Linked DNA regions of Mus musculus: region 1 is linked to region 2. The links are chromatin loops, found by intact Hi-C in ENCODE. Cell type or tissue: heart. All regions are shown on one strand. Links, peaks and the distances in the headings refer to the core of each region. The heading gives the core; the rest is flanking DNA.

Region 1 (11,743 bases), core at 3,614-6,113, 63 kb after region 2:
CATCTCATGATCATATCTTGGTATGACTGGCTGTCCTAGATTCAAATCAGTGGCAGATATTTGCCTAGAAAGAGCAAAGATCTTGGAGGCAGCTGGTCCAGAATGGGATTGCACAGTAGCCATGGGGATAAGATCTGGCATACCAAACTTTTCCGTATCCCTTTGACTATTGGATCATGTAAACACAGTACATATTTAAAACTACAAAATTTATAGACAAAAATAAGCAATAAAGAACATGCTAGCTTTAAAAAAAGGCGTCAGGTAAGAAACTTGACCCATATTTGTACCTGTAAATTATACTGGCACAGAGAAAAGGAGAACGTGAGGGACAGCAAGTCCTGGAGAGAAGCTTGAATATAGCAGTCAGGAGAATAGAAAGATTATTCTAGGACAGATATAATAGAACTACTTCATAATGTCAATTGCTTTTAACTATTTTTGTAATGGAGGAGAATTGACTCAAGTTTTCTGTTTTAAGTTAACAGAATTACTTAAAATATTTGTGTGTTAGAAAAATAACCAAAAAAAAAATTGGGAATAGTATGAAGAGAAAAACAAGGGAGAAGATATGTAAATATCCTACGAAGAGCAGTGACAGTCAAAAGTACTGAAGAGAATCCATCTGAGACTGTTGAAGAAAAGCAGCTGCCTATTGAGATGAGGTTTTCCGGACTGATTGGCTAATAGAGTTTGACCTTTATTACGGGGAATTCTAAGTGGAGCAATGTTCAGAGTTTTGATTGTATAAAATGTGAATTTGCTGAGAGGCTGAAGATAAAGTATGATGTAATTTGGACCTCAACTGAAAAGTTATTATGTAGGTGGCAATGACTTTTTCCATTTTATTTAGGAATGACTAAGAAGATATTTTCCAGGAAAAAAGATCATTAATGCATAAATGAAGGCTTAGCTCAAAGACTAAAATCTTAACCATGATGGCTACAGAATCTCTTGAGCCGGGAATCCATCCCATAATCAGCCTCCAAACACTGACACCATTGCACACACTAGCAAGATTTTGCTGAAAGGACCCTGATATAACTGTTTCTTGCGAGGCTATGCCGGGGCCTAGCAAACACAGAAGTGGATGCTCACAGTCAGCTATTGGATGGATCACAGGGCCACCAATGGAGGAGCTAGAGAAAGTACCCAAGGAGCAAAGGGGGTCTGCAACCCTATAGGTGGAACAACAATATGAACTAACCAGTACCCCCCGGAGCTCATGTCTCTAGCTGCATATGTATCAGAAGATGACCAAGTTGGCCATCAGTGGAAAGAGAGGCCCATTGGTCTTGCAAACTTTATATGCCTCAGTACAGGGGAATGCCAGTGCCAAGAAGTGGGATTGGGGGTGAGGGAAGTGGGGGGTTTGGGGGACTTTTGGGGTAGCATTGGAAATGTAAATGAAGAAAATACCTAATTAAAAAAATAATGAAAAAAAAGAGCCATCGTTTGCAAATACAATTAACTTTCACTCAAATAATCTGATGTGTGGAAAACAGTCTCTGGGTAATGCCATCAATGCTAGCATTTTTATAGAAAAATAAATCATAAATATGAGCTATCAAGGAACATGTGATTTCCCCCCATTAATGGCAAACTGCTCTTCAAAAAATGATAGTTTGTTTGACCGAAAACTAGGACATAGAGAAGATTCATAAAATCATTATGACCAAAATGGATTGTTTATAACAATCCCGCATTGTTATATACAATATAGATACATATGTGTACGTTATATACAATACACACACGCACACACACACTGCTATATTGAAGCCCTCAGCTTCATCTTGTTTTCTTGCCAGCAATTAAACTCTTTATGTAGTATATATTCATATTCTTTATTTCGCTGTTTTATTCTTGCATGATTATCACACACACACACAAACATACTTTATTAATGGTCAGCATTTCTCAGAAGCTGCAATCAGTCTGCTTCTTTTCTCTCTCCTAGCTTCTAGAAGTTTGTCCCATCTCCGGCTTCAATGTCTAACTACATGCCAATGATTTCCCCACTAGTCTAGCCTCTAAACCTTTCCTGTTGACTCTACATATAAATAACCTGCTTCTTTATACTCTCAATGTATATGTCTCAAATACACCACACACTACTTAGATATAAAGAATTATATTCAATCACACCTTCAAATTCGCCATGTTGTAGTCTTCCTAGCTGTATTGTGTTTTATTATACAGAAATATAATAAGAACATCCATCAAAACCAGTTAGGGTAAGGAAAGGATTTGCTAAGCTTACAGAGTACCACCCATCATTTAGGGGTGACATGGTAGTAACTCCCAGCAACAACTTGAAAGCGGGAACTGAAGCAAAGACCATGGAGGAGTATTGCTTACTGACTTGTTTTTCCAATGGATTTCTTAGCTTGCTTCCTAACAACCCAGTACCTTGCCCCAGGGTGGCACCAGCCACAGTAGCCCAGGCCTTGATATAATCAAGAAGTATCCCACAGATATGGACATAGGCTAGTATGATAGAGGCAAGTGCTCAAGTGAGACTCCCTCTTCCTAAGTGGCTCTAGTTTGTGTCAGCTTAGATAGAAACCAGCACAATGACCCCTTGTCAGATTCTTGATTCTGACATAAACATTCCTGATAGGGTCTTTGTTTCCCTCTAAACCTTTAGAAGCCAGCTCTCCATCATCTGCCCCTCCCCAACATTCCTATGCTACAGGCTCTCCTACCTGGTCATTAAGCTCTGAGACTGCAAAGACCTTGCCTAGCACAAAGTTCTCAAGTCTTCCCACAAAAGCCACCCCCACACACCCAAGCCAAAACATGGTCACATCTGTCACAGCAATGCCCTACTCTCTGGTATCGATTTCTGGTACCAATTGGTTGGGTTTCTGTTACTGGGGTGGGGTGGAGTGTGTATGTGTGTTGAATAAGCAAAACTAGCTTAGAGAAGAAACAGTTTTATTTAGTTAATAGGTTATTGTAGGTCATAGAGGGATGCAGAGACAGGAAGTGAAGGCAGAAACTTTTGGGCAAGGACTAAACAGAACGCATGGGGAAATGTGACTTACTGGCTTGCTTTCCATATCTTGCTGAGCTTGCCATGTTACACAGCCTGAGACTACCTGACTAAGGATGGCAGTGGCACAAACCCTCCCGCCTCAATCATTAAGGAAGTAAATGCTCCCTCAGAAATGCCTGGAGACCGGTGGAGAAAGGCAATTTCTCAGTTGAGGTTTCCTCTCCACAAGTGACTCTAGTTTTTGTCAAGTTGACAGAAACTAAATAGAATTCTGTCTTAAGGAAATTACTATTCAGTCGAGTACACAGGTACACAAGTCAAAATCCTAGTGCCTTTTCAAAGTTAGTCTCCACAGCCTCTTTATCACCAAAACCAGCCCTCATCGCTGCTTCCTAACTATCTTATATCTGTTTACTTCTTTCTCTCTGTACTGTCCACCACCACTCCAAACTACCATCATTCATATGTGTGTGTGTGTATAGAGAGAATACCACACACACACACATATACATACATATATATATATATATATATATATATATATATATATATATATATATTCCCCTAGATTACAAAAGTTTTGCAATTTCTCCAATTGTCTTCCATAATGTGAAAAATCTATTGGATTTAATGATTTAGACTTCAGTGAAGGAAGCAGAAGTAAATCTTACATTAGTTTCTAAATTTCCTCTATATGAGATGGTAATTACTCAAATCCACACCAGGTACATGTATGCACAACACATGTTATCACTAATCACCAATAGTCACCATCCCCTGGTTGGGCATAGTACATATCATCATTAGTAGTCAGCACCTCCTATCTGGTTGGACGTGTGAGTTGAGAATCATTAAAAAGACTTGTACAGTCTTCCTACACCTGCTTTGAATATGCCCGCCCAAAGCCGGAGCTTCCCTTCAGCATTTTCTCAGTCAGTCGCTTCCAGATGATCCTAGGATCATCTGAAAGCCTGGGGAAGCCCTGATGTGCTTCTCCAACACGGGTGAGAAAGTCTGTGGTATGAAGGTGTTCATCTATTTTCTCTTGGAGTAGTAGTGACTGCAGTAAAGTTTTCCTTCGTCTCAGGAAGTCAGACTGAGCCAGCTCTGCTCTTTTGCTATTACAGCTGGGACACTGCGAAGAAATGTGTTGCGTAATCGCCCCTATGTACGCCAGAGTCGCTCTCGTGTTTTCCAAATAGATTCTGTTCCACAGTTCATCAGGGATCGTACAATTGAAAGCATCTACCTCTGAGGTCTCTGCAATCCATCTGAGCTGCAGCCTTTTGGGTCTGTTGCTTTTCTTAGCTCTTAAATCCTGTCTCTGGTGAATCAAGTTTACTTTTTTAGTACAAAAAGACTGCAGGGCATCCAGTTCTTCTGCGGATTCCTTAGGGATTTCTGGTGGGAGTCTACGGTCGGGTTGAGATCTTTCAGAATGAATTTCTTTGCTCTTGAGATGGTTGATCCACATTTCACTCAGCTTATTTTCATCCTTCTGTAAGAGTGAAAGTTCTGACTGCTCGTCTTGCTCTTCCGAACTTGTAGTCGGCGTTTTGGTCTCGACTGGGCTCTCAGAGGTGTGTGAATAGGATTGTAATTCTCCAGAGAAGCTGATGGAACCAGAACTCAGTACCTCATCTGCACAGGACCCGGGGAACTCTTCTGAAACTTGAGTAGCACAGACGTCCGTCTGGGCCGGGCCTCCGTGCTCTTCTTTTGAGTCCTCCGGCTTCTGAGCAGGTGGCCACCCCATTGTCTCGGACTCAGTTCCTCATCTGCTTTGCTCTGGTCAAAAATGGGTCTGGAACCAGTAAAGAGGAGCCGACAGGGCACAATCTTTGGTGTAGTTGAGTGCCGCGAGCTTCTTCTTCCGGGTATGCCTTTCCTGGTTGACATGGCAACGCGGGCCGGTCATGCGCAGTGAGTGGTCTCCGGTATCCCGCCCCTTTCCTGTCTCTTGCAGGAGCCCGTTCAACAGCTTTTAATTCAGCCCTCAGGCTGCTGTGTGTAATTCAAGGGAAAAGGTCGCAAACCTTTCAGGTCAGACCAGGTGTTGAGCATACGTAAGTCCCATGGAGACAGACAGATGGCACTTGACAAAAGAGATAACGCGTCTTGCCGCAAAATTTCCACAAAAAGTGCTATCTGAAGTCCCCAGTAATACATACCTGTTTTAGAGCCAAGGGAGAAGCTGTTTGTAGATTTGCCTTAGAATAAAAATGGAAATACTCACAATATTCTCTAAGGTCTCTCCACAGTCTCTCAAGGCTCCTGAAAACCCTCGCAGATTCCTCAAAACCACAGTGTTAGGTGCTGTCCCTTCCAACTGCCAGATCCATACCTTCATCTCTAGATGTTGTGCTGTATGGCTATTACCACCTACAAGATGCTTTACACGGAGGGTTCGGGTGCATTTCCTGCATTCTGTATATCTGAGTCTCTGAGGATAAAGCCTAAAGATGCAGCCTGCTCAAGAAATCTGTTAGTGTGCTTAATACCACTTACAAAGGGACAGTGGGTTTTGTGACATGAGTAATTCCACTTTAAGAAAGTCTAAGTATCCTCCTATTTAATTTCAAACTCAAGCCCTTACCCAATGATACATCCCTCTAATACGGGGCTTTTAAAAGACATTGCCTCAGACCCAAATGCCATATAAAGGCACATGTTGAAAATCCTGATGATGACCCTAAAGCGCGCGCGCGCGCGCGCGCACACACACACACACACACACACACACTGGACTCTCAAATGCACTTTGTCTTCCTTCCCTGCATCCCTTCCGACACTGCCGACTCATCCTTGTGTGTCCTCACCCACTCCCTTACTTTGCCAAGGTCAATGGTCTGAAATATTCAAAGATAATCTGAGAAATTTGGTCAGCCTTCCTTTAAAGATAAGAACTTTCCAACTTCCTCATTTCGGCCAAATTAAAGAAAGCAGAAAGACAATTGTGGATCTAAGGGATTTCCAGCAGGATTCGTGTTTTTATTCTAAATTGTTTCAAAATCCTCCCTCATGCTCCCATTCATATTTCCATATAATTCATTTTTCTCCCCACCCCCAACAAGGAATGTGTCTTTAAAGTACATCCTCTAATAACGTCCATGTGCTAATACCCAGGCTCATCCAACTTCTATCTTTTAGCACTGTAAGTTTATCTGTTTTTTAAAAATAGCTTCATCTGTGACCAAAAAATATGAATAGGAAATTAATCAATTTTCTTTTCATAAAAGTAGCGAGATACTGTGGACAGTTTAACATTCTAGTAACTGCTGTTTAAGAAGAAAAATAGCTGCAGCATACTATCATGTTCAGATAATATTCATGAGGATAGAAGTCAAAGTTTGGACTTGAAAATAGAAGCTGTGATTTATGTGAATCACTGTCGACATTTCAAGTGTACTGCAGGGTGGAATTTCATGGTGTCTTTGTTTAAAACCCAAGTCCCTATTTGTTTCTTGTCTGTAAACTAAAGGTCAAATGCATCTACTGACTCCCATACCTGAGAGTCATTAGTGCTTAGTGTGCAGAGGTGAAGACATTGTGGAGCACTGGCAAAAGACATGCGGTGCTTCTTAGAGGATGGGAAGAAAAGTGTGAGCAAGAAGAACGCCGCAGATCACTTTTTTATTAATTGAATGTTTCAAGAGAGTGGCATGGTCAGAAAGCATGGAGGGGAAGAGGAGGAGGGAGTCCCATCTTCCCATTGGATCCCAAATTCTTTTCATACAAAAGTGAGAGACACAGATTACTTCCACTGGCTCGTCTAAATGTATGTTCAACCGGGATTCACAGGAGAAAAACACGGGAAGTCACATTCAACAGTTCTTGTTTTTAATTAGGATTAAAAAAAACAAACAAACCATGGAATTGACAGAAAATATGTATATACTTCCCAGAGAGTATAATGATAGCATTTCAGTGTCTCAACAATTGTATTACAAATTATTTATACTTAAGCTAACATATATCTACAAATTTCAGAATCCTTTCTTCTAGTTTATGCAAACAACTCTTAGTATTACATTTTCACTTCTTTGTGTTAATGTCATCTCCTTACAAGTTCTTATCTGAGTGGCTACAGAAAGTCATTAAATTGATAATATGTGGTATTCCAGACAGTCCTATATTTGTCAGTCTTCCTCAGGCAAATATTCAGTAAATGTTAAATTTCACCCTCTGTCTCTCCCCTTTCCCTCTTTCTCCTTCTTAAATAGGAAATATACAGTAAAGCCATGTTTCCCAGGCATTACACACATGGTATCTGTCACCCACATTTGCATACTGTCCATATCCACTAGCTTCACTAGAGATAATTTCAAATATTATAATTTATCGTCTAGTTTGGTATTGGAAAGATAAACCAGTATACATTGCTACATACTTTTTAGACTGTTTCCCTTTTAAAAATATATTGTGTGTGTTACCCTGAATCAACGTTCAGGTATCCTCCCTGGTTTCTCTCAGTAACTGCACGGTATCCTGTTATAAGAATGTACTATGTTTGAATGGGCAGTTTCTACTTATTCTTTGTGTCTCGGGAGACATGTATTGAAGATAATTCCCACTAGTGAGATTACTGTAGCACAGAGTAAAGATGCATGTGGGTTTCCAGCTGCCCTGGGTAAGGAGTATACCTTTGACATTTCAGCCAGAAACTATATAAAACTGCCTGTTCGGAGAGCGTGATTTATGGGCCATTTATTCATATTTGTGGGTCTTTGCTGATATATCTGAAATTATATCTTTTGTAATGTAAAATTGAACCTCTTTTGTTATTAGCGAAGTGGAACAGATTTTTATATAAATAAGGATCATTTAGATTTATTTTCAGTGTGCACTGCCTATTCATTTCTTTTATCTATTTTATTATAACACCTTCATCGTTACTTTCAATTATTTCAAAGCACTCAAACAACACTTTCTGTGTTGAAAATACTGTTCATTTTTCTGTGACATGAGTCCTAAGTGTTCTGTCAGTTTGCCTTACTCACGTATGTTGTTTGTGCCTTTAAAGGGATTCATTTTGTATGAAAAATTTTCAGTCCTTTCCCAACCGTTCTTAGATTGTAGTAGATTTTGATTGTATTGAAAGTGTCTTGTTTAACTGGCTTCCCTTTTGCTGGTGCACAGTCCTCCGAATTTTAACAGTGAGACACATGGAAGCACCCTTCAAACCCGGGTACAAACCATCTTGTTCCATCTCCTTTGTTTTCTCAGCTGGCCATGCTATCTGTAACAGTTTTTTTCCTATTGATTTTTTTCCTGTGAATTTTCAGATATACAATCACATTATGTGCAAATGACCACTTCTTTTTAGGCCCCTCAAGGCAGATTTGGTTGTGTTTGGGTGTTGGCTGTTGAATCCGAGTTCTCCAGCCTTTGAACAACAAGCTGTGCACCAGCTACTCGTCCCGCTCCCTTCATTTCTAATTCTGTTGTCTTCCTAATTGCATCTGTAATTACCTGAAAGGATAAGCCAATTATCTTTGAACTTAAAAGAGTCCTCATTTTCTAAATTAGATATTTGTCTTTGTCCAGATTGGTAGAGTACACAGACAACTTCTCATTGTTTAGAAATGGTTGGACATTAGATATATAAGTCAAGATGATAGGCATCAAACAAAGTTAGCCTCTGAAATACAATTGCAAAATTTTCGTATGTATAAGCGGATGGATAATTAGACTTTTAGAGAAATGTGTAGATTAATGAAAGCTCTCCAACCAAAAGTGTCAGATGTTCCATCTGTGTTCTTTTAATATTTTCAGAGCATTATTCACTTTATCAGGCTGACATTTTTAAAAACTATGATTAAGGCCAGGAATTTGGCTCAGTCGTGAAACGCTTGCCCCACATGTATAAATCCCCAAGTTTATTGGCCAGCGATGCAGAGCATATAAGTAAAAAATTCTGAATGAAATTCTGAGGATATAGCGGGTTCTATTTTTTTGCATAATTCCTAAATATGTGATACCCATTTTTAAAGTAAATATTTAGAAACAAATTTACCTTGACGTTGCTATTACAGATTAAACTAGCAACAGAAATTATGAGCCCAGGCATTCCGAATTTCCTAGTCTTATTTTTTAAGAGATAACAGCAAATCATAACATAATGAAATATAATAAGATCAATCAAAAAATATCCTCTGTCTATTGCGCAGGGCTAACCAATGTCTTAACTAACAATTGTTTAATTCATTACGAGAAGCTGAGAGTCATTTCAATTCTCTTTTTAAACAAAACTGGCATTGAGATCAAGGTATTTGTAGGACTGTTTCCTTCTAACTGTTTTACAGAAAGGATCTGTTCCGAGCCCCTCTCTTTGATTTGTAGATGGCCATTGTTTTATGACCACATGATAGTTTTTCCTCTATGCATGGCTCCATGTCCAAATTCCTCTTTTTACAAGGATGTTAGCTGTATGAGATTAAGGCACAACCTAATGACCTCATTTTAACTTAATTATCTCTGTAAAGACCCTGTCTCCAAATAAGGTCACACTCTGCATTCTGAATTGCCGGAGATCAAGACTGCGATGTAAGAATTTAGGTCATATGGGAGTCAGATTAAAAGCAAATTAATCAGTGCACTTTTAGGGTAGATGTTTTGTATAAAAAACGCTAGCAACCTTTTTCTTGGAGGAGAGGGGAAAGAATATTTAAATGTAGGGACCTGGCTTTGAAATATCTTTGGGTTGACTCATTGTAGAGCACTTACCAAATGCTCTAGGTTCAATCCTCAAAACAGACAATAAATAATAAATAAGGAGAGTTGTGAGGTGGCCTCTTTCTGGGAAGATTCTATCAGAAACTTGACTGGCTGGCCCCCCAGAGTGATCACTAGACTTTCATGACTCAAGTAAGAAATTGTTTTAAGAAAACATTGTTCTCATTGAGAAAATGTAGAAGTACATTTTGATTGATATATTTCAGGAAGTTTAATTATTTTAGGCATCGAGGCAATAATTTACCTTTGTTCTACCTGATTATCAGATAAAACTGCAAGAGTGTAAAATTCAAAATTGCTGTTTGAAAGCAGCATCTCCATGACTTAACTAAGGGCAGCAATGTAGACAATTCATAACAGACATTGCTAAGTACAAGTTTGAATGGCAGGATCACATTTTCCATGCTGTTTAATAGTTCTAGCATGGCGCTGTAAGATGAAGCTGTTCTGCAGCTCCCAAATCTCTGCTTTACTTAGCTCTGCTTCCTTGTGGCTAAAGCCCAGAATGATCTCCAGCATCCCCGTGAGATCAGAAAAGCAGTCAGACCCTGAGAGTGCACAACACTATTGAAGACTGGCTTTCAGATCAAATCTAGGAAATACTATAAAAGAAATCTAAATAGAATAGATTTCCCTTCAAAGCACAGAGGACCTATAAAATGAATTCAGCTGCGGTGTTTGAATCTGAATATGAGTTATATATATATTTTATATTTGGGAGAACTACAGGAATCTGTGGCTCTTGATGATGGGCCTGGAGTTCACAGTGGTTTTCCTGAAAACTATTCTGCAGAATTACTTCACTACTCAATATCTTGCAAAAGCATTTTACTGTAATTTTCTACTCACAAAGCAAGCCTTCACAGCAAAATGAATATTCATATGATTGCCTAGGGTTGAGTAACATTGAAATTGCAAATTATTCATTCAAGGCCACTCTCTCCATAAAATCATTTTATTGAAGTGTTCATAGTAATCATAAAAACAGAACCACACTCCGAAAGGACATATAATGTAACATACTGAGCTCACAGGCCAAAGTTATTTTATCTCCTTATTTTAGATAGGAATTTTCCAAAAACAAACTATATCACTGAAGAATGTGAGGCTGTTTCTCTAGAGCCTGCTTTGCTTAACGTGAAGGCTGTCAACCCAACAGGCTGAAACAGAGCAAGATTATGAGAGGCAAGTGAATAGCTTATTCTTCATGGCCGGGCCCTTGCTGCATGCCGCCATGTGGTCCGAGGCTGAGAGGTGTGCCCTGTGATAGCTAATGAAGCGCTTCCTTTATATCACACTAACCAGAGCTCTGATTTCAAGCTTGTATGTTATGCTACTGAGATCTCACAATAGTAGCCTTTGTTCTCCCAGGCAGAGGCTGTTTCTTGTCCATCCCCTGCCTACATCTCATGCACCAAACGTGCTAGACCCTTGATTCACTATGAAGGGCAGACCTGAGTCATAAAACACACCCGTGGTACTTCCTGAGATTGCTTTTGCTTTTGTCTCTTTCTTTCCTAGGACAGCATCCTCCCAGATACCCAAAACTGGCCATGTTGCAGCCACTCAGAGATAACAGGCTTAGGGTAAAAGACAGTGCTCTCCTGACATCACTCTTCTGTGTCAAACAGAGTAATGCAGTGAACATGATGATAGCAAGCTACAGGAAGAGCCACCAGTCAGAATGAAAAGAATGGCATCCAGTGGACCAAAATTCACACGCTGTGTGATCCTAAGTGTAACTAGGAAGCAACGAGTACCACCCACTTGATATAATTTTTACATATTACTCTTCTCTTGCAGATTTCGGCCCCTCCTTTCTTAAGCTACCATTAGATTGTGGGTCTAATGCAGACCTGGGAGTCTCCAACCCTTTAGGGGGTCGTATATCAGATAACCTGCATGTCAAATATTTTCACTATAATTCTTAAGAGTAGCAAAATCAATAGGTTGGGTTGCCACAACATGAGGAGCAAGTGGGTCACAGCATCAGAAAGGTTGAGGGCC
Region 2 (11,743 bases), core at 5,042-7,541:
GAGAATGAAGGCTGCTTGCACTGGGGATGTGATGTGGGGGTTGAGTACTCATCTAAAATGTCTGAATCTCCGGGTCTATCTCTAGTATCCCCCAAAAGTAAACAAACAAAAAGGGCTTCTTACCAAAGAAAGACAGCCTTGCTCTAATCAAAGAAAATAACTTGTACAAGGACAAAACAAACCAAGGTCTTCACTGTGTGACTATGTAATGCTGGGAAAACGGAGGGAGGAAAGGTGGAAATGGGCAAAAGCAGAACCATGTAGGGCATTATGACTCTCCGTTAAAGCAGCTCGGTTTTAAGCTGAAGCATGACGTCATTGTATTATTCCGTGTTTGTTTCACACACATAAACATGATGTAAACAATAAGTGATGGGCTGAGTTGCTCAGTTATGTTGCTTAATAATTTCCAAACTAGAGCATGTTTATAAACCATGGCCCTTATACTATCTGAAGGCTTAAGAATAAACATTCAAAATCCTGTGGTTTCAAAAAATTTCAAAGAGTTGCTTATAAGGGAATAATCTTCAGACCACACTGAAAACACTGAAATTACTTCCCAATGGCATTGAGATCCCTGTCAGGGTGCACATTTTCTTCAGTCTCAAATGGAGGAACTGTTCTCTAAGTGTGTGCATTTCCGTCCAGAAGGTGGCGCTGTTGCTCTGAGGCTTTGGTTCAACCATCCTGAAGGAGGATGGAGTCATGTGCCCATCACTAATGGTGTGCAGGAGGTATGTCTTTTTCTTCTGAGTCCTGAGAAAGCTGGAAAGGTTGCTTCTCTTCCTCCCTTTCTTTCACTGAAAATCATGTGCGATGTGACAGGTTCCTCTTCCTAAACTACCAGGTAAAAGAAAATGCCCTCCCACCTAAGACATTCCTGAGAGCTGTTCCCTCACGTTCCTGCCCCTGCACACTGCTCTCTCCACTCCCAGCTGGGTGCTAGGCACGCTCACTGAGGCATTGCTTCGGGCCTTCCCAGCTGCGTTCTGAATTCATCCCACAGAGCCCCTCTGTATCCAGTCCTACTTTTCAGGTGAAGGATGAAGGTTAGAGATGAAAGAGAACTTCTATTTTACTGACAATTTTCCCTGTAGGTGTAGAAAGATTTCCCTACTCCGTATTCATTCACCTTAAAAGGCTTTCATGCAGATTAGAGACCAAAGGTCCTTTGTCCCAATGGCCTTCTTCCTTGGCACAGAGCAAGTGGTAAATCTTGACTAGTGAACAACTAGGGGGGGTGTGGACTTGAGGGTAGAAGTCTGGCTTATGTCCCCCAAACTTGCCAAGGTCCTCAAACAGTAGGAAGTAGGAAGTGTAGAGTTGTTGATAACTGAGATGGGCATTCTCTTACTGGTCAAAAAAACGGTTCTGATCAAGCAAACCAGGCCATGATCAATATTTGTAAGAGCGTGGGAAAGGCTGCTGAAATGTGAAGTTCTGAAGATCCCAGGCATTTGACAGCACCCCGGGTTGCTTCAGAGAATTTGTCTGAATGCTTACAGTGGGGATTTAGACCAGCAGTGCCGTTTACCTTTAAAAGTCGTGTTAGTTTCCCTCCTATCTGTGGAAAGATGCCCTTCCTGATTTCAAGAAGACCTGTCCTACTTAACAAAGTAGCACTTCCCAATGCTGACCCACTATGTGCAAAGAAGAGATTAACTGGAGAGAAAACAGTCAAGGACAACAGGAGAGAATCATTAAGATGGGAAAATATAAAGCTCGTATTAGTAACGAGATAGTAAGAGCGTTGAGAAGGCTCTGCTGTTAGAATCTCCATCAATACTACATGGAATATGTCCGGTACAACATAGGAGCTGAAGAGATGAATATCCTATTGATGAATGGGTTGATGGAAGGCCTTTATAGAGTAAACTACTAAGTCCAAGTTAAATCTCTGTTTCTGAACTTGGCAGGGAGATGGAGATAAAGTATTCCAATTCATCTGATGACCTTTGTGCAAAGACTTGGACAAGCACAGATTTTCTTCCAGTATCCTATTCTTTTTAACAATGGGTCTTAAAGAATATCTTTGCTATGATGGGGAAATAAGAGCCGAGTATTGAGAACTTAAGGAAGAAAGCAGATGGAGCAAGTAGGCTACTGGGAACCAGAGTCCTGAGAACCAAGCCAGAAAATGAGGGAAGAAATCTAAATTATCCTAAAGAATCCTCAAAGCTAAGTTATCCTCAAAATGATGGGGAGGGAGGAAGAAGTTTTGAAGACAATAGAAAAGAAACGTTAGATGCTGTGTTACTTTGCTTTCTATTACAGTTAATAAAACCCTGACCAAAACCAACTTTGGGAGAAAATGTTTTATTTCCACTTACAACTCTCAGATTCCCCCCCCCCATCACAGAAGGAAGCTATAGGAAGAATTCATAACTAGAACCTGAAAGCAGGAGACCATGAAGGAATGCTGCTTTCTGGCTTGATTCCCAGGATCTCATTCAGCTAGCTACCCCTCTTATACCTCTAGGAACACTTGCCCAGGGATGGTGCTGTCCACAGTGGGCTGAGTCTTCCCACACTAATCATTAATCAAGAAAATGCCTTGTAGTCTACCCTACATCACAACTTGATGAGGTCAGCTTCTCAATCAAGGGTCCAGCTGCTCAAATGACTCTAGTTTGAGTTGACTTTAAATAAAAAATGAAATAACCAGCACAATCGGACATTAGATGAACATCTCAATGCCTGTCCTGCACTCACCTTCTCGAAGCTAGCTTGTGTGTGTTATCATCTATGCACACATCCTGTCTTCCTCACCTCTCCTTGGTACAGCTACACAATGGCATGGTAAACAAATTCCCCAGGATAGCTACAGGATATTTTGATGAAGAGCATCTTTCAGAAGAAAGACATGCCTTTACAACTACTTAAAATCACATTGGAGTAGACAAAAACCACTATCATTGAATAATTAGAAAACAGACAATAGTCTTGGCTTTCAAAACTCTAAACTGGTTAGTTTCACTGTGTGGTGTTATCAGTCTCAATGAATTTTAAAAAGAAAGACAGCTTGCAAATGTAGTGTGTATGTGGCAGAATAGGTTAGAGATATTTTGATCTTGTGGCTAATAGTGAACTTGCGGAGTTATTGGCAAAACTGACAGGCCATTTTGGATGTATATCAAAGTCAATAGTGTTGTTATGGTGTATTTATTTAATGTACTTTTTATCTAACTTGAGTTGGATTTTCTATGAATTCAGATGTTGGTACTGCCACTATTAGATCCACTCAGCAAATACTATAGCTGAAGATATCTTCAATTTATATTTGTCCAGAGAGTTATTGGATTGGCAATATCAGATATGTTGCCTCTCTAAGCATACTAAGAAAAAGCAAGTTGACCTAACCAATAAGGTCAATAGGGAATGCTTGCTTCCTTCATTCTACAATACATAGTTTTAGTTACTTTGAAATTTTTTCCAGGTTCTTCCAGCTCTGAGCTCAACTTACTTTCTATTCTTTTCTTTACAATAAAAGCTATGTATGCACACACAGGTGTGAAAGCAAACTTGAAAGGCAGAGGGCTCTTATGTTGGAAGCCACTCTAGGCTACATAGTGAAACCTTGTCTCAAAAAAAGAGATCAGTGGCCGGGTAGTGATGGCACATGCCTGTAATCCCAGCACTTGGGATGCAGAGACCAGCAGATTTCTGAGTTTGAAGCTAGCCTGGTCTACAGAGTGAGTTCCAGGACAGCCAGGGCTACAACAGAGAAACCCTGTTTTGGAAAACGAAAGAGAGAGAGACAAACAGACAGACAGACAGACAGAACTGTGTATACATTCTTACTGCTACCCAAGAAATGTTCTAAGTTTTCTGGTAGTTTTAAAATTGCACTGCTGTGTTAAATAACCACACTAATAACAGGATCCTAGAAAAATATATGAAATTTTATTGGCCATAACCTAGTTATTTTATCTCTCTGAGTTTTTCCTCCTTGTTTCTAGATATGTGGGTAATATCTTACAGTCAACTGATATGAATGTTAGTGAAATGACACATGAAGCCGATATGGTGTAGGATACATTTGAAGCTTGGTGGCGGCCATTTGTTCTTGTTGCTGTTGTTGTTACCATGGTTTTCTGAGTTTCTATGTAGACTCTGCCCCCAGCCCCATGTGGCCAAATAGCAATGCCTCTCCCTCCTCCCCAACATCTGCTTCCCTGTTGCCACCTCTGTGACTCTTCATGAACCATCTATAGTTTTGCTGTAGGAAGAGCTTCACAAATCTCAATCTGAGTTGTTCATCTCTTACCTGACCCAAACTCCGTTGGTAATCCTGTTGGAAGCTGACCAAGCCGCACTGGCACCTAGCTGTGCATCTTACTCCAATGGGCTCTGAACCTCGCATGTTCAGAAACTGCCTTTTCTGTTCCTAGGCCAAGACAGGGCACATAGTAGGTTTTTAATAAAGGTTTCTGCAAAGCAATGGCTGACCTGGGGCTGACCTAACCTTCGCCACATTCGCAATCTCACAATTCCCATAGTAGTTTCTGAGAAGATTGCAAAATCAACCCACTCTGTCTTTTCCCAGGGTGGTGGGAGGGACTGCTTATCTAGTTCCTTTGATTTAGGGCCAGACGGAATCACTATTAGCAAGATTGCTCCGCTGTACATAGGAAAGCCTGCGCAGTATTTGTTTTCTTTATTTCCTCTTTCAATCTCCCTTTGTCCTGTTGTTCAGACAGGGACTAAGGCTGTGTTCTTTCACCCACCAACTGCCTTCGAAGCAGATAAAAATTGGAGACACAAAACTGAAAATGGCTTTGCTCTTCTGCGTAATTCAGCTTTTTCTTATGTTACTTGAATTTTCCAATTAAAGGATGTAAAAGTTCTGCCTAGGTTGAAAGGTCTCTACTCTATTAAAATGTTATTTCTCTCATTTACCAAAAAAAATAAAATAAAGTAATCTGACTAATGTTTTAGAAACTTTTAGAAAAAATAATTAAAGCCTTAAAAGGTCCACAGCAGTTTGGGGACTAAAGGACACACAGGTTACCTGACTCTTTCTCGTTTTCTTTCACCACCTATTTTATGATGGGCTTAGATGTTGGCTCTTGAACTTATTACATGAACTTAAAGCTATTTAAATCTTTTTCCCCCTGATGGAATGGGTCCCACTATGATACAGCTTGTCTAAACTCTAGCAGTGGTTTCAAGATCTTGGACAAGTTTTATAATGATCTTAGTTAACTAAACTTTCTTTTTAATTATTTAAAAAAATAATAATTCATTTGAAGGAATTCCTTGCAGCAGGGTTAATTACACAATGCAAAACAGATTTTAAGGGCAGAATAAGATAAAAAAAAATCCCATGCTTGGTACATAAAATGTCCATTGTATAAAGGCACTATTGACTATCTTTATTTCTAAGGTTGGGGCACCTGATGCAGACCACCATAGCCAAGCCAAAAGTCTAGAGATAATTCCTTCTAGATGAAGCTGCAAATTTATAAATGATGTCATAGTGTGGGTGCAAATAGACATTCCATACTGAACAATAGCCTAAACGTTTTAAAGGTTGGCTTGCAAATTGAAGTAGAATTATAGTAGTTATGAGGTCAGGCGTATTTGAGACCATCTCATTCCTAACCTGGATATGTTCAGTACATTGTAAATGCCAATACACAATCATATGTGTTGTGCAAGGGAGACCCATGAAGAGTGACCGTGCTCTCCAAAGAAAGACAGGAGTTTACAACATTATTAAAGTGTTGCAGCAACTAAATGTGCTCTTTGATGACTTCCTTGGTGGTATTTAATTAATAGGCAAAATAATCTTCACTAGCACTGTCTTCTCCCTTTTTTTTTAGCCAAATTATCAATATTTTCTTATCCATCTCATGGTTTCAGGTTAATCCTGTGGCTATAGAGAAATAGTAACATGTTGTATTTTATTTTAACTGGGATAATTTCAAATTACATTTCCCCATAATACACAAAAATTGAAACTTTGATACTATAACAGGAGGAGTCACAAAAATACAGTTAACACATATTAGTAAAGGCTAGCATCCTAAGAGAGGCCTTTGCTTTCCCCATTACATAACCACTGGGCATTTATGTGACTCCTTAATATTTTAAGCACATATATAATTATATTCTGTGTAATAAATTAGTTCTATCAAATATGCTGAAGCCTGTTAAAGGAATAGTTTAATCAGAAATCATCCTTGAATAAACACTGGATAGTCTCCATCTTGTTATCCATTAAGGATAGTATTTGTTTGCCAATACATTTTCTGTACAAGGATTAAAAATGGAAGCTGACAGGTCAAGAAGAAAGAGGTCAAAATGGAAGAAATGGATCTGTGAACTGGGGGTGCAAGCAAATCAAAATTGATTTCAAATAGCAAATATTGATATAAGGGCAAATGTCACATGCCTAGATACTTACTCAAAGTCCAGATTAAAAACAATCATACTCTTTTATTAAAAAGTAAATATCCTTACTCAGAACCTGCATGTTCCTTCATTTGGTCCCTCAGCGATGTAGACATTCTTGGGTTTCTGTCAAGTCCGTGTTTCCACAGTTGCAAGCCATGAGTGTTATTATTAGCTAGGACACAAGAATGTGCCAATCCCGCTTGTGCAATATCAGGGCTCCAGAATATAAAGTGTGCCAATAATATTAACCACTTGATACAAATGGCAGAAAGAATCTTAAATAATAAGGATTATATCCTCTTAGGTTTTATACAAGGTATTCCAACCAATTATTCAGAAGTATAATTGTTAGTTTATATTCATGTGATTTATCATTCACAACTATTGAAATATCTTTAGTGTATAGTCAGTGGAAATCCTAAAACACTGAATAATTATTTGCAGCAAACTAAGAACAGATTATATTCAAATCTTGTGCAATTTATTGTCCATGAGATATTTATTAGTTCTTGGCTGGCTGCTTCCATGATTCTTCCAAAACTTTTTTTAACTAAAATTGTTCTGAATTGAGCTTAGAGCGCAAAGTGAGTTCTCGTTTTATTATCAAAGTTTCCAGAACATAATAATAAAACCAGTGATGCAATTATATAAATATCATCGTTGCCTAGCAATAAAAAAACAACAAACAAATAAGATAAATACCCACTGAGGCACACATCAGACAATTAACACAATGTTCTCTTCTATCAGTATACGCCTGTGAGTTTGGGTTCATCAAAGGTAACCCATACCATACATTTACCCTTTCCATACATTTTTCCAATGTCTGTAGTTTTCTAATATTACTAAGAAATCAAAAAAGCAATTTATAATGAATGATTGCTAAAATCTAATAGTTAAGAAAATATACTGCTAATTCACAGCAAAAGAACTATTTTAAAATAAACATGCGTATTCTAAAAACACTTGAAACACTCATTTCCAACAATCAAATAAATACTTCTTAAGAATTTAGGATCATAAGATCTCTGCTTTTCTTCATTTTGCTCTCCATTTGATGTTCTCAGTTCCTCTCAATGACATCAGCTTTGGTGAATCATGTTATTCAATGTATTAACTATAGAAACCATTTATTGACTTTCTGATATAATAGAGAATAAATTAGTTAACTTAAGACACATGACTACTGTCTTAGTCAGGGTTTCTATTCCTGCACAAACATCATGACCAAGAAGCAAGTTGGGGAGGAAAGGGTTTATTTGGTTTACACTTCCATGCTGCTGTTCATCACCAAAGGAAGTCAGGACTGGAACTCAAGCAGGTCAGGAAGCAAGAGCTGATGCAGAGGCCATGGAGGGATGTTCTTTACTGGCTGCCTCCCCTGGCTTGCTCAGCCTGCTCTCTTATAGAACCCAAGACTACCAGCCCAGAGATGGTCCCACCCACAAGGGGTCTTTCCCCCTTGATCACTAATTGAGAAAATGCCTTACAGTTGGATCTCATGGAGGCATTTCCTCAACTGAAGCTCCTTTCTCTGTGATAACTCCAGCTGTGTCAAGTTGACACAAAATTAGCCAGTACAACTACTACTCTACCTTTTGTAAAAAATCACACTGCCTGCAGATGCTATCCTAATTATGATTACAAACTTTACTTCCAACCCTCTTTCTGTGACCCATTAGGGGTCACATAATTCTTGCTTCCTTGCGGAATATATTTCCCTACTGCATTCATTCCTTCCATACCCAATGCATCAACTATGGATTTACTTTAGTATCACTGGCCTTCATAATATTCATATTCTCTAATTGGTAGAGATTAACCAAAATAACTATAGTGATCAAAATAATTAATCAATTGGTAAAGACTTAAAAATAACCTTTCATTTTCTTACCATTGCTAAAACTGATTGCTCCATATCCATACTTCAAAGATAACGACATTTTCATATAAAAGCAAGGTGTTGAACCTTCTGTGTCCCCCAGTATCAGATGCAGCATGCTGCCCCAAATTCCACTTCCTAAATTCACAACTAAAAGATTTCTCCGAGTTAACCCCATCATTTCAGTCTTAATCTAGTACACGAGTACGGATGCCTTGTACCAGTAATTTGAGTTACACAGCTTTGTGCTCCTGGTGGCTCATGAGCTTCCAGACACCCACCCAGGAACTCGTTGGATCCATGAGTGAAACACACACACACACACACACACACACACACACACACACACACACACACACACACACATTAGCTTATTTTTGAAATGCCTTGGCTAGCTCTAAGGCTGGGCAGTTCTGGGCAGTTCCGCCCGGTCCCTCCGGTACTCCTGACTCAACACCCTCTAAATCCATGATCTATCTTTGCTGGCCTATTCCTTCTGGGTGGCCCCCTAGTCTTTGCTGCCCAAGATGCTTCTGGTCAGCCCTTCTGGGGTTGCATTCCTTCTCATCTACATTTCGGGTGACTTTTGTTCTGTAGCACTAAATCAAATCCTTCTCCCTCTGAAACCTGGTGATTCTTCCTTCCTCTATTCCAGTTCCAAGCCTGGGCAATCTAAAAGTTCCTCCCCTCTCTCTCTGCCCAGCCATTGGCCATTGGCTCGCTACTGATCAGTCAAAAACCAATTGGGGACAAGGACCTATAACATTTGAACACGCAGATTCCCAATTAATTTAAAGCATTAAAACCAATCCCCAACAGTGCCTGACTGGGCATCTAGAATGTTCTCTTATTTCATTTAGCTTGACCTACTGCATACAGAACATACTATATATAGTATTACTAATTTTGCTCAAAGTATTCTCCAAAACTTCAAAGAGAGGTGTAGAAGGCAGTTTCTGAGAATATGCCTATTGAAAATGTATTCTTTTTATACTCACTCTTATTTATAGCTTGGCTGGATATAGAATTTTAGCAAAAAAAAAATGAGTTTTCCTCTCTGGATTTTAGTGTTCTATAATACTGTCTCTTTATGACCAGTATACCAAAGGAGAAACTTAAACTTGCCAGTTTGTGTTCGTTTCAAATTTGCATCTTCCCTCATGAAGCATTATGGAGCATAAACGTATTGCTCTTTCCATCTATAAAATGTTCATACAATTAGCTATTTCTTTTGTGGTGGTTCTGGGAATTTTACCCCTACCCTTGAAAATGCTAGACAAGTGCTCTGCGCAAAGCGGTAGTACTGTCCCGGACACATATTTATCAGAAATGCTTAGGTCCAGAAGTACTTTGAATATTGAAAGCAATTAAATCATATCTTCATTTACATAATGACATAGTTAAAAGATGAAAACACAAAATTTTTTTATATTCCATGCACACCCTGCACATATAGTCTGCAGGTAATTCGACACCCCTCACATTAACTCAAGTGTACAAGTTTCCCTTTGTAGTATTATGTCAATGCTGAAAAAGTTTAAGATTTTATTTCAAGTTTTAGACAGTCAAATTAGAACTAATAAGCTTATACTTTGAACTTGAAATGACCCACTGGGTCTATGTTTGTATCTTACCAAGTATTATATGCCATTACTAATTGCACATTGATTGTGGGATATTTGGGAGGTAATAATGACAATGCATTCACAGGATCATACAAAGAAGCCTTGGAAAGATGGATCAGCGTTTAAGAGTACTTGTTGCTCTTACAAAGGACCAGCACCCACATGACAGCTCTTAACCATTTGTCCCTTCAGTTCCAGAAAAGCCAGTGCCCTTTTCTGACCACTGAAGTTATCAGGCACATACATGAGATAGATACATGCATACAGGCAGGTAAAAACCTCGTACATATAAAATGAAATAAATAAGCTTTAAGAAAAGATTATAAATAGATTTACCAAACTGTGTGAAATAAATGCTGCTTTTATTACTGGGCCTTGGTCTTCTATGACAATACACACATCCTACCAAGATACTGTTCTACCATTTTCTGTCTGTCCTTCTAGTCTCTTATTTTCCCCATTCTGTAATCTCAATGTATTAGTTCACGTATTAGTTTTATTTTTATAAACTGTCTTTTTGTTATTCAAGAGCTCTTTCTCATTTACTGGTGATACAGACCCCCCCAAAGTATAGAAAAATTTTGTGTGTCAAAATGCACAAGATTGAAAATATGTTTTACCATATATAAGGTTTTATATATATATATATATATATATATATATATATATATATATATATATTAAGCCTGTGCTTATCACTCCACCTGCACTGTTAAAATTTCTAATATCACAGCCACTTCTTTCTCCCACTCAATAATAGACAATCTTTAGTACATATCTCCTAGGTCGTTCTGGATCTTATTAAGTTGAATATATTAACTGTCTTAGTCAGGGTTTCTATTCCTGCACAAACATCATGACCAAGAAGCAAGTTGGGGAGGAAAGGGTTTATTGGGCTTACACTTCCATACTGCTGTTCATCACCAAGGAAGTCAGGTCTGGAACTCAAGCAGGTCAGGAAGCAGGAGCTGATGCAGAGGCCATGGAGGGATGTTCCTTACTGGCTGCCTCCCCTGGCTTGCTCAGCCTGCTCTCTTATAGAACCCAAAACTACCAGCCAAGGGATGGCATCACCCACAAGGGGCCCTTACCCCTTGATCACTAATTGAGAAAATGCCCCACAGCTGGATCTCATGGAGGCATTTCCCCAACTGAAACTCCTTTCTCTGTGATAACTTCAGCTGTGTCAAGTTGACACAAAACTAGCCAGTATATTAACCATCGCATGTTTATCTGGGCATATCTGTGATGGATTATCTAGATTAGGCTAATGGATGTAGGAAGACCTGCTGTAACAGTGCTCAAAAGTATCCCATGAGCTTGAGTCCAGAACTAAATGCACAGGAGAATGCTGGGTGTTCACATTCACCAATTCTTTTCTGACTGCCAATGAAATGTGAGTGGCCATGACATCACTGGCATAGGCATCGTGCCCTTGAACTGTGAACCAAAATAAGCCCGTCCTCCTTTAAGTTGCTCCAGTAAGGATACTTCATAACAGCAACAGGAGCAGTAACCAATACAATACATGCTTCACATATATAAGTGTCTTCCTGGACTTAGAATATGATCTGTACATCTTAACTTACAGCTGGTCTTTCTGTTTTCTACCATTTTCTCTGGATTTATTCTCTGTATTATGGAAACATCTTCCTCACTGCCTGTGTTTCAGGGGTAGAAGTTTTTCATGGTTTAAAAGGATCAATTTTCTTTCTTCCTTGAAGCATTTTACTACATTTCTGAGTCTTGGAACTCTTTCCAAATGGCTGCTGGACACACCATTCTTTCTCAGCACTTAAGTATCATCTTACCCCACCTCTTCTAGGAGTCCCTACCT

What was found. Peaks named below come from ENCODE experiments on the same cell type or tissue, not always from the same donor. Only the 100,000 strongest peaks of a DNase experiment are listed, where the experiment ranks them.
Region 1: a loop joins it to region 2, with 2.0 times the contacts of the local background. A loop is called at or near these places in 3 of 42 quality-filtered maps.

Annotation. Positions count from the first base shown.
Region 1 is chr8:36,986,714-36,998,456 of GRCm38, reverse strand. AI429214 (expressed sequence AI429214) reads right to left here and starts at 4,882. Exons shown (of 1, transcript NM_001039220.3): 1 at 2,924-4,882. The coding sequence starts at 4,757. The coding sequence ends at 3,876. G630064G18Rik (RIKEN cDNA G630064G18 gene) reads left to right here. Exons shown (of 3, transcript NR_126063.1): 3 at 11,258-11,743. In heart, for the core only: no CTCF peak of the experiment used is centred there; DNase peaks (open chromatin) are centred at 4,156 and 4,916; H3K4me3 peaks cover 1,662 bases; H3K27ac peaks cover 836 bases.
Region 2 is chr8:37,051,413-37,063,155 of GRCm38, reverse strand. No RefSeq gene overlaps it. Among named protein-coding and RNA genes, the nearest start is that of G630064G18Rik, 33 kb to the right of the region's middle. In heart, for the core only: no CTCF peak of the experiment used is centred there; a DNase peak (open chromatin) is centred at 6,555.